Regions from separate parts of the Homo sapiens genome. Here region 1 is linked to region 2. Evidence: chromatin contacts called from ENCODE Hi-C or POLR2A ChIA-PET data. All regions are on one chromosome and are shown on one strand. Each heading gives the region's core, a stretch centred on a gene start or an enhancer-like site at or near the end of the contact. The rest is flanking DNA. Distances are from core to core; before and after follow the strand shown.

Region 1 (5,634 bases), core at 1,683-4,182, 250 kb after region 2:
AGGGGAGAGAGGGGAGTTTTTCTTCAGTGTTGTAGCTTCATGAATAATTCCACACCCATCCACATGTCTTTACCCGTTTACATAAGGTTTTTTTTTTTTTTTTTTTTTTTTTTTTTGGTTTAGACCACAGGCTGTTCTCTGATTCACTCAGGGGAAAAAAACATCTACCATCAGAAAGAGTTCTGCTCTTTTTTTTTTTTTTTTCTTTTTCAGATACAACAGTCTGGGGTACAACAGAGAGTTGAGTGTTCTATTTGGACTAACATTTTCTCAGTTTCCTCTAGCATACAAAGATGAATAAATGATGGCATTTTTCTGTCTTCTGTGATAAACAGTGTTTCTGCAAGCCATGGTGTAGGTTTATGTGGACTTTATGGGTTTCATTTAATTCACATGAAATTATGCCAAAGAATGAGCCCATTCACTGTGTCCTGTATTTCTCCCAGCTGTATTTCTTTAAATATTATTAATAAGTTTCTGTACTACAAGCATTCATTAAACCCAAACATCCACTCCAACTGACAGCAATTGGGCCTGAGCAATTTGATATTATATTCCTGAAAAAAGAAAATGAAAACAAACTCTCATTTTATCAGTTTTCTCCCTTATCCCAGAAATTTAACAAGGGCAATGCAAACTGCTATCCTATAATTTATTCCACTGTCTGGAAGTCTAAAGCAGGACTGTGCAAGATAGTGTGAGCTACATGTGAATTTTAAACCTTCTAGTACCCACTTTAAGAAAAGTAGAAAGAGAAGGGACAATTTATTTTATTTAATTAATCTTTTTTTTTTTATAGAGATGTGGATCTCCCTATGTTGTCCAGGCTGGTCTCGAACTCCTGGGCTTAAGCAATCCTCCTGACTTGGCCTCCTAAAGTGCTGGGGTTACAGGAGTGTGACACTGCACCTGGCTGATTTTAATAATTTATTTAACCCAATACATCAGAAATATTATCATTTCAATACATAATCAACATTAAAAAAATGTTCATGGCCGGGCACGGTGGCTCATGCCTGTAGTCCTAGCACTTTGGGAGGCCGAGGCGGGTGGATCACGAGGTCAGGAGTTCGAGACCAGCCTGGTCAACATGGTGAAACCTGTCTCTACTAAAAATACAAAAATTAGCCGGGGGTGATGGTGTGCATCTGTAATCCCAGCTACTCAGGAGGCTGAGGCACGAGATTGCTTGAACCCAGGAGGCGGAGGTTGCAGTGAGCCGAGATAGCACCATTGCACTCCAGCCTGGGCAACAGAGCAAGACTGTCTCGGGAAAAAAAAAATTCAGATATTTTACATTCTTTCAGGCATTCAGTTAAATTTTTACACTTCACAGCATTTACAAGACCAGCCACATTTTAAGTGCCTGATAGCCACAATATTGGATGGCACAGGTCTAAGGGGTCTCTCTCTCTCCCTTTCTCTCATTGCATACAGGAAAGAGATAGCAGGGTCTTAGGATGTGGATTCAAAATGTATTAAATATCATAAGAGAATTGCATTCTAACTGGATGAAAAGGGCTGGAATCCCCACATCTCCTGATGTCTCTCTGGCCACAAACTCCATGGCCTTTCTGGCCTTTGATCTGGTCTTTTGTTGATCTCTGCTGGCAAAGGGCTGTGGTTTGAAGCGTTTCTGATTTCATGAAGTTGGAACTTATCCTGAACTGATGGTTCTACAATAACCTGATTTTATATGTACCTGATGTACTGAAATTAATGCTAACTTCAAAATTATTCCACTTCCTTTCTCTCAGCTTAAAACCCCCCACTCTCTCCCTATAATTTGAAGTCTTACCTCAAAAGTATATGCCCGTGAAAAGTGCCAAGTCAGCAAAAGGGTGAGGCCAAAGACATAAAAAGAATTGTGTGGGCCAGGCACAGTAGCTCAAGCCTGTAATCCCCAAGACTTTGGGAGGCTGAGGCAGAAGGATCGCTTGAGGCCAGGAAGTGGAAGCTGCAGTGACATATGATCACACCACTGCACTCTAGCCTGGGCAACAGAGCATGATCCCATCTGTAAATAAATTAATACATAGATAGATAAAATAATTGCGGGGACCCTTATTTGATACTCATGACCGCTGAACCACAGTTTAAGGAATGATTTTTTTTTTGTACTCAGCTCGAGAAGAGGTTAAAAAAATGCCTTTAAAAAATATTATATAGCATGTTCCTGAGTCCCAGACCAACCTTTCCTTTTTTCTCTTTTGTTCCCTTTTTAACACAATTCTCAGTTTCTGGGTAGCTACAAGCCCAGGATTGCACCCAGGATTCTAAATGAGATGTGAGAAACCATTTACAGAGAGGAACTATTACTTTGCTCTACAAGGAAATCCCCTGTTTGCAACTAGACTGTTGATGATATTATTATCTAGCCCTAGGGCTCTTTCCTCATTATTTTCTGCAATTCTACCTATTAGGGCTCCATTTAAATGTCTCATGGATACTACTTTGATGCATGACCTTCCAGCTTTGTGAGAGTGAATTTCATTAGCCTCATTTCTGCCCATTTCCCTAAACTGTTTAAATCTTTAGTAATCTGGTCCATTCCTAGAATGTAGCAACTGATACTCCTTCATCACAGATTCATCTGTAAACTTAGCTTCCTACCTCAGGACACAGTAAACTCCATGCTCCCTTTGTTTTAAAGGTACATAGTGTGGAGTAATTAGAATGGCACACTGAGGACAGAGGTCCTGCTTTTCTGGGGTGGTAGGTGTGCACCTGAATGCAGGCTGCCTGATCCTGGCTCCTCTGAGCTAAGCTCCCTCGCTGTCTCTACTCAGTGCCTTGGAGTTGTAAAGAGGGGACTCTTTCATATTCTGTCTATGTCATATTCATAGACAGAGTTTTCTCCTAATTCAGGTCTTCCTGCCCTGCTATAACCCTTAGCTCTGGCTAAAGTTTCATTTCTGCTTCTACTTCTAGGGAGGGGTGACGTTTTCATTGAGAAGTGCAATAGGCAGCGGATGTGGGGATTCCCTTTCTCCCCACCATCCCGCCCACCCCCTCCATGTGGCCGTCTTTCTCCCCACTCCCGACTGTGCTCACAACAAAGATAAGACTGCTGGGTTTCATAACTCACATGTCTCTCAGTACTGATTTTGACTTATTGAGGTTGCTACTTTGGCCCAATGCTGTAGGTTGATGCCTCTGTCCCGTTCAGTGATGCGAGCTGAGCTTTTAAACATCTGTGGTCTCACCTCACCTGTTTTTGTGTTTAACCACAATGGCTGAGTCTCTTCAGTGACAGAATGGTAAATCAGGATTTGAATCCAGGCCTTTGTACCCTAGGTTTGCATTCAAGGTAAAAGCTAGGCTTTGAGGAACATCAGCAGACAGTTGTGCATGGTTATGAGAAATAGAGAGGGGTGGGGAAAGAGACACAGGCAGGGAGGTCAGAGAAGGTACTGGGACAAGTGTGAGGTAATGAGCAACCTGACTGGCATCAGGGCAGAAACAAGGCAATTGCTGTGACAGACATTTTGAGGTTGAGGATCAATATAATTTGGCATAGTGATTTTATGGTGGGGGTGGGGAAGAGGAAGGTGACTGGCTGGCACTTTCAGGTCACAGAACAAGTGTCAGGAGACCCAGTCAAATCAGTTAAACTTCTTTGATTCTATTTCTTCATGTGGGAACTGATGGGGTTGAACAAAATAATGTCAGGTACATTCTAGAACCAGGGTTCCTTGGCTTTCATCATTGTCTGTACTCATTCTCCTCAAGTAGACAGCGTTAGGCAATGTTCATCACTTAGGATTTGATCTCAGGACTTTGGTCAGGCTTTGGATGGCACAGTGTCACCCAAGAGATATGGTCTGTGGGCTGCCATGAAAACACTCACACCAGAAATATCTCTTGCCTCTTTCACGTAGATGTTAAGGGTGAGGCTCCAGGGCACATTGCCTGGGCTTGAATTCCAGCTTCACCGCTTATTAGCTGCATGGCTTTTGGCAACTGAATTAACTTCTCTGTGCCTCAGTTTCCTCATCTGTAAAACTGACCTAATAATAGTGCCTATCTCACTGCATTGTTATGAGGATTCAATGAGATAGTACATTTGCCTGACACATAGTATTATACATTTAGCCATTATCATTTCATATTTCTTGGTTCCTGAAATCCCACCATTTATGATTTATCCAAATAGGACATTTAATTGTTCCTTCAAGAAAAAAAACAAAAACAAGAAAAAAAATAAAGGAAGCCATTTTGCCAAAGTCGCAGTATGAATGAACTCATCAGAGACATTCTGATGGGAGTGAGAGCAAACTTTAGTCATGAGGAATCGGAGGACATGGTATGGGGCACTGGGGCTGATGAGGAAAGCAGGCCTGGAGGAGGGGCCTGGGTTTGGGCAGTCAGACCACAGCAGGAGAGCGCCAGCCTCCAGGTGGAGGAGAGGATGGCACTGCACGAAGGGAGATGGGCACGGAACAAGGAGGGGAAGGTGCCAAGGTTATTTTGGCTCTCCATCCACTGCCAAGGTGTGAAGAGCTATGAGGCAAAATGGTCACAGTCCTTGGAAAGCCAGGGTCCCTGCTGCCCCATCTTTCTCTTTTTTTACCCGCCCCGTAGGACTGGACAGCAAGGAATGCAAACAGACCTGTTCTCTCACTGCCTCTGAAAAGAGTGAAAAAGATCTGCAGTGGCAGCTGAGGGAAAACTGAAGAAAGGGCCCCTTGGGGTCAGCATCTCCCGTAGCTTGCGCACTTTGCCTTCCACTATCACCCTCCACCAAAAATAAACGGGAGCAGCTTGAAGAGCAACCCAATATGCTTCAACCTACTTCTGGGCTTCCCAGTGAAACTTTAAGTCTTTTGAGGGCAGAAACCATATGTCACAGACTTTGTCTACCACAGCATCTGGGTCATTTGCTGAGCCGGTTCTGACCCGAGGCCTGTCTGGATGAACAAAAGCATGAGTAACTCTCAAGACAAGTAGGTACAGTTTGTCACAAGAATTACAGAATAGAATAAACCCTCTGTTTCTTGTTGCTAGAAACTTGAAAACAGCCCTTCCAGGTTTATTTGGTTTTTAATAATGCCCACGAAGAAACATTTTAACTCCTCAGATATAGCTACTGGTGTCTGAATTCTAATAGCTTGTTCCAATTGCAACGAGTCTCTATTCTTATAATGTTTAACATTGAACATGTAGAATCAAATGTTTCATCTTCTCTTTGGTGTTATTTTCCTTTTAAATATTTTATTATTGTTGGAATAATAATACTGATTTGTGTATTATTTTAAATAAGTTTTATTTTATTTTATTTTATTTTTATTTATTTATTTATTTATTTTTTGAGACGGAGTCTCGCTTTATCGCCAGGCTGGAGTGCAGTGGCGCAATCTCAGCTCACTGCAACCTCCGCCTCCCAGGTTCAAGAGATTCTCCTGCCTCAGCCTCCTGACTGAGTAGCTGTGATTACGGATGCGCACCACCATACCAGGCTAATTTTTGTATTTTCAGTAGAGACAGGGTTTCACTGTGTTGGCCAGGCTGATCTCGAACTCCTGACCTCGTGATCTGCCCGCTTCGGCCTCCCAAAGTGCTGGGATTACAGGCATGAGCCATGGCTCCCGGCCATAATTTTTATTTCAAAAATTCTTGTTTTATACCTGGGAT
Region 2 (5,190 bases), core at 2,300-4,799:
TCCCTCCTGCTTCAAGGTGAGTGAGACTCCTCCACAACAAGGGAAATCCCTTCTCTTTGGCCTTGTATTCTCTTCTCTCATCATCACCCACAACCTTTTTGTCATTTTTTTCTCATATCACATCATTTTCATCAGAAAAGCCTATTGGTTCTGCCTTCAAAATATATCCAAAATCCAATAATTTATCATCATCATCACTCCTACCCCCTCATCGAAGACATGGTCATCTCTCATCTAGACTATTAATGGTCTATCAACTTTCACCATTGCCCCCTTACAGTCTATTCTCAACAGTGATCTTTCGAAATCATAAGTCAGAGCATGTTCCTCCTCTGCTTAAAACCCTCCAATGGCTTTCTATTTACTCAGAGTAAAAGCTGAAGTCCCTACAAAGACCTTTAATACCCTACCAGCACTGTCCAGTAGAACTTTCTGTGGCAATGGAAATGATCTACATCTCACTGTCCAATACAGTAGCCACTAGCTACATGTGGCTACTGTGCATTTGAAATGTGGCTAGTGCAATTGATAAAATGAATTTTTAATTTTTAAAATTTTAATTAATTTACATTTAAGTAGCCACTTGTGGCCAGAGGCCACCATATTGGAACACTCAGCTCTACAAGATCTATTCCCCATCCACCCTATCCACCTCTTGCCTGAGCCTATAAAAGCCCACAACACACTATAAAAACTCCTTTGAAGTCAGATGATGTCACTCCTCTGCTTAAAAATCTCTATAGTTTCCCATTTTACTCAAAAGCCAAAGAAAGTCCTTATCTTGATTTACAAGGCCTCATATGATCTGGCCACCTCACCCATCTCTCTGACCTCAGCCTCTAGCTTAATCTCTTCCTTGTTGACTCCACTCCAGGCACAACATTGCCCTCCTTAGTGGAACACATCAAGTATGCTATTGCCTCAGGGCCTTTGCTCATGCTGTTTTCACTGCCTGGAACATTCTTTTTCCCAATATTCATATGACAAACTCAGAGCTCCTTCACTTCCTTAGTAAGCACTCTGCTACAAGTGTCTTCTGATGAGAGGCTGATCTGACCTTACTTGATCTGAAAGTCCTATCCAAAACAATTCCCTCCCACTTGATCACTCTCTATCTCCATACTCTGTTTGTTGTTGTTGTTTTTAAGTAGAGAAGTAGTCTCACCATGTTGCCCAGGCTGGTCTTGAACTCCTAGGCTCAAGTGATCCTCTCACTTTGGGCTCCCAAAGTGCTAGGATTATAGGCATGAGCCAACATGCCTGCTCTCTGCTCTTTCTTTATAGCACAGATCTCCATCTATGTTTCTTTACTTATTACTTGTCTCCATCAGCAGGGGCAGCATCTCTGTTTTATTCACAGCAGTATCCCTAATACCTGAAACAGTACCTGGCTCAGAGTAGGGTCACAAACACGCACACACACACACACACACACACACACACACACACACACACGGCTGAATTTGATGAGTGAATACACATGGCCCTATGGTGCCAAAGACTATTTACAAGTCTCAACACTGGTCTACAACCCAGCACTCTCCTGCTGCTATTCCCTGGGGAGAGGTTGGGACTGGGTTCCTCTCTAAGTATAGTATCCTCACTTGCAAGAGGGCAGCTGGGTGCTTAAACTGTATCAGCTCTAATCTTCACCACAATCCATTTTACCAGTTTGGAAACAGACAGGTTAAGTAAACTACTCAAGCTCAGCTAGAGTGACCCTCACCCTGTTTCTTATGAAGGGGTTTCCACAGTCAATAGAAAACTCTTCTACAGGCAGCTACAAAGATATGCATTGAAGTGACCACATAGCTTCATTATAAATCTCTTTACTGATTCTATGCCTTCATAGGGAAAAATGAGAATAACTACTTTTATAACAGACTAAATGAAAATTAATTTCAGAGAGTTTATAGAAAATGGCCAGGTGCAGTGCCTCAAGCCGGTAATCCCAGCACTTTGGGAAGCTGAGGCAGGTGGATCACTTCAGGTCAGGAGTTTGAGTCCAGCCTGGCCAATATGGTGAAACCCCATCTCTACTAAAAACACAAAATTTAGCTGGGCATGGTGGCATACGCCTGTAATCCCAGCTACTCAGGAGGCTGAGGCAGGAGAATCATTTGAACCCAGGAGTCAGAGGTTGCATGAGCCAAGATCGCGCCACTGCACTCCAGCTTGGGCAACAGAATGAGACTGCCTCAAAAAAATAAAAATACAAAATACAAAAAGAAAATGAATGTTATTTCCACTTTCATTTTTACTCCTCCCCTAACTGGCCTAAGTTTTTCTTACCAAATTGCCATTAGATTTTCAAAATGCTATGCTAAATAAAATACTGTTGGCCTTCATGTTTGAAAATGATGTTGCTGAGAGTGCTATTTTTTAAGCTAGAATTTTTACAGTCAGCAAATAAAGTAATGGTCGGTAAATTCAAGACCAGTTCCACAGAATAGATTGACTTCCTTTTAACCTGCTGGGCAAGAGTGAATGCTATTTTTTTTTCTATGTTTAACATATTCATGAGGAGCAGGGATAGAGTAAGTACATTCAAGCCACAGGTAGTCAAAATAATTTTTTGCCATTGGTTTTAATTATATATGCCATGATATCTTCTGGTAGAAATGACAAACTATAAAGATAGGTTTGTGCTTCACATCCTATTCTTTTCCATTGTTGCCTGACAGAAGCCCCAATGAATAGGGAAATTACATCCTTGGCTACAAAAATGGGCATGCAATTAGAATCATCCAACGGACAAAGAACCTAAAAAATTTTAGGGATTTTGGCACTCCTGTTTCCAATATCTTTGCTTCTTAGAAGGAAAAAACTCAAGTCAAGCAATTTGCTGCAAAGCACAGACACTGTGACACATTCAGCAAGGACCAAGGTGTCCTAATTTCCCTGCAATCAGTGTTTTCTTTTTTTTTTTTTTTTTTTTTTTTTTTTTTTTTTTTTTTTTTTGAGATGGAGTCTTGCTCTGTCACCCAGGCTGGAGTGCAATGGCATGTCTCAGCTCACTGCAAGCTCCGCCTCCTGGGTTCAAGCGATTCTCCTGCCTTAGCCTCCTGAGTGGCTGGGATTACAGGTGGATGCCACAACACCTGGCTAATTTTTGTAATTTTAGTAGAGACAGGGTTTCACCATGTTACCCAGGCTGGTCTTGAACTCCCGACCTCAGGTGATCCGCCTGCCTCAGCCTCCCAAAAGTGCTGGGATTACAGGCATGAGCCACTGCACCCGGCCCAGTGTGTTTTCTTCGGAAACCAATGATTATCCTCCAATTGGTCTGGAAGAGAGAGAGAATCTCCACAGAAAACCTGCATATAACTCTTCTGGCACTGTTCACAGTTAAGAATTGCAAATTACTTTACAAAATTACTTCTCTCAAAATACCCAGACACCTGGCCACAGACTGCCAACCTAATACTAAAATAGGCACCTTGATCAGCTCACGCTGTGACTTTAACCATTCAGCTGCATTTGACCACAGCGACAGATATCTTTGCCAAAAGAAATATGAAAAACTCTGGGAGCTGATTGCAAAATTGGGATTGGTCCAAACTTTTCCAAAGTGATGGCTCTGTTGTCTGGAATGTCTCACAGCCAGGACATTTTTCTCAACACGTCAGCTCTATATAATGAAAGCAATAAGAAGAAAATCAGATGTGCACAGAGCTTTTCTCTCTCTGCCTAATATGGGAATAATAATTAACTGTCCAAAAATGTAAGCACTGGCTCATGGCTGATGATTCACCTTTAAAGTTGTGCAAAGAAAAAGGCCAAACCTTTTGCAAAGCATGTATCAGTCATAAAAATGTCTACTTCCTTTGACACAGTAATCTTATTGCTGGAAACTGATCCTAAGAAATGATCCAAAAGAAAAGATGTTCACTACAAAATATGAATCAACCTAAATGCCCAATAATCAGAAAAATGTTAGCTATAGTACATGTTTCTAATGAAATACTATATTATCATTAAAAATAAATTATGAAGACTGTCACAATATACAGAAAATAGAGGATGATATTAAATTGAAAAGCAGAATACAGATGATATATGTGCATTATGAATATAACCATGTTCAAATATATTTGCACAGAGGAAAAATGGAATAGCAGTATTATGGGTGTTTTTTCTCTTTTTAACATTTTGTAATGTTGATCTACTGTTTTATATGTAGAGAGAGAAAGGGTCTCACTCTGTTGCCCTGGCTGGAGTGCAGTGGTGCAATTATAGTTCATTGCAGTCTCGAACACCTGGGCTCAAGCAATTCTCTCACCTCAGCCTCCTCAGTAGCTAGGACTACAGGTGCCAGCCATTGTGCCAGGCTTGTTTTAATCTTTTTTTAAGTTATGTACAATATTTCATATTCCTTTCTATACAATAAACCAGCACATAAATAATTTTTAAATTATCTAAAATAGCTAGCTCATTTCAAATATTTGTCCTTTAAAAATTATGAGCAGGACACTTGCCCAACATTTGACAACCAGCAGAATATCCATGCCAGTTTTGCTTCAACCCCTCTGACCACTCCAAAGTCAACATAGATTCACCTAAGCCCAGAATATAGTCGGATCAGAAAGGCACATGGCTCTGCCCCTGAAAAACTCCTGGCTCAGGCCCTCCCCTAAAGAAACCAGCCAGGTGGTTCCATGGGGATCTGGGTCCCGAGCCTCTACTACTATTTCCAGGGAAGACCTGGTTTGTGAAAACCTCTGGGTCTACTTCCTGCAGCCACCCTTGTGCTCTGGAAGGCAAGTAAGCCATTTCAATATGGACTTTGGATCCTGGACCCAAAGGTAGAAAAATACACAGCTATGAGGCCTTTGTTTTGATGTTTGTTTCTCAAAAATGGATTTTTTCACACCCAGTACATGTGGGGAGCAGCTGTTTTGTAGACAACCCTACAGATCTCCACAGAAAGATGAAGAGGTGGGGGCTGCCCCACTTGCTTCTGGTCTGCTACCAAGAAGAGTTAATCATCTCCCCAAATAGTGCAGGGAATGAGTTTTAACCTTGAATATACAGGCTTTGCGCTCACAGATACTGGTCATTAATGTTTATGCATGAAAGGTGACAGTTTTTGTTTGGTATACAGAGCATTGAAAAGGAAAAAGGAACTACTAATTTCTACAGGTTTCATTGTCTTGAGATCAAATATTCATAGCAACTCAGAAATCTGTC

The links. A loop is a pair of places that touch in the nucleus more often than their neighbours do. ChIA-PET counts read pairs that join two places held with the same protein, here RNA polymerase II (POLR2A). Pooled maps may share reads with other maps.
Region 1: a map with no recorded cell type shows a loop between it and region 2 (8-fold over the local background). The contact joins two enhancer-like sites. A Hi-C loop is called at or near these places in 2 of 37 single-sample maps with no recorded cell type and 2 of 50 pooled maps. POLR2A ChIA-PET finds 5 or more read pairs at or near these places in 3 of 52 experiments (HepG2, WTC11 and activated naive CD4-positive, alpha-beta T cell).

What each region holds. Positions count from the first base shown.
Region 1 is chr1:200,625,444-200,631,077 of GRCh38, forward strand. No RefSeq gene overlaps it. Among named protein-coding and RNA genes, the nearest start is that of KIF14, 7.5 kb to the left of the region's middle. Within about 2 kb of position 2,933, at least 3 of the 41 ENCODE cell types and tissues checked have a DNase peak (open chromatin) inside an H3K27ac peak, as active enhancers do.
Region 2 is chr1:200,375,907-200,381,096 of GRCh38, forward strand. No RefSeq gene overlaps it. Among named protein-coding and RNA genes, the nearest start is that of LINC00862, 4.7 kb to the left of the region's middle. RefSeq lists an enhancer at 4,866-4,915. Within about 2 kb of position 3,550, at least 5 of the 41 ENCODE cell types and tissues checked have a DNase peak (open chromatin) inside an H3K27ac peak, as active enhancers do.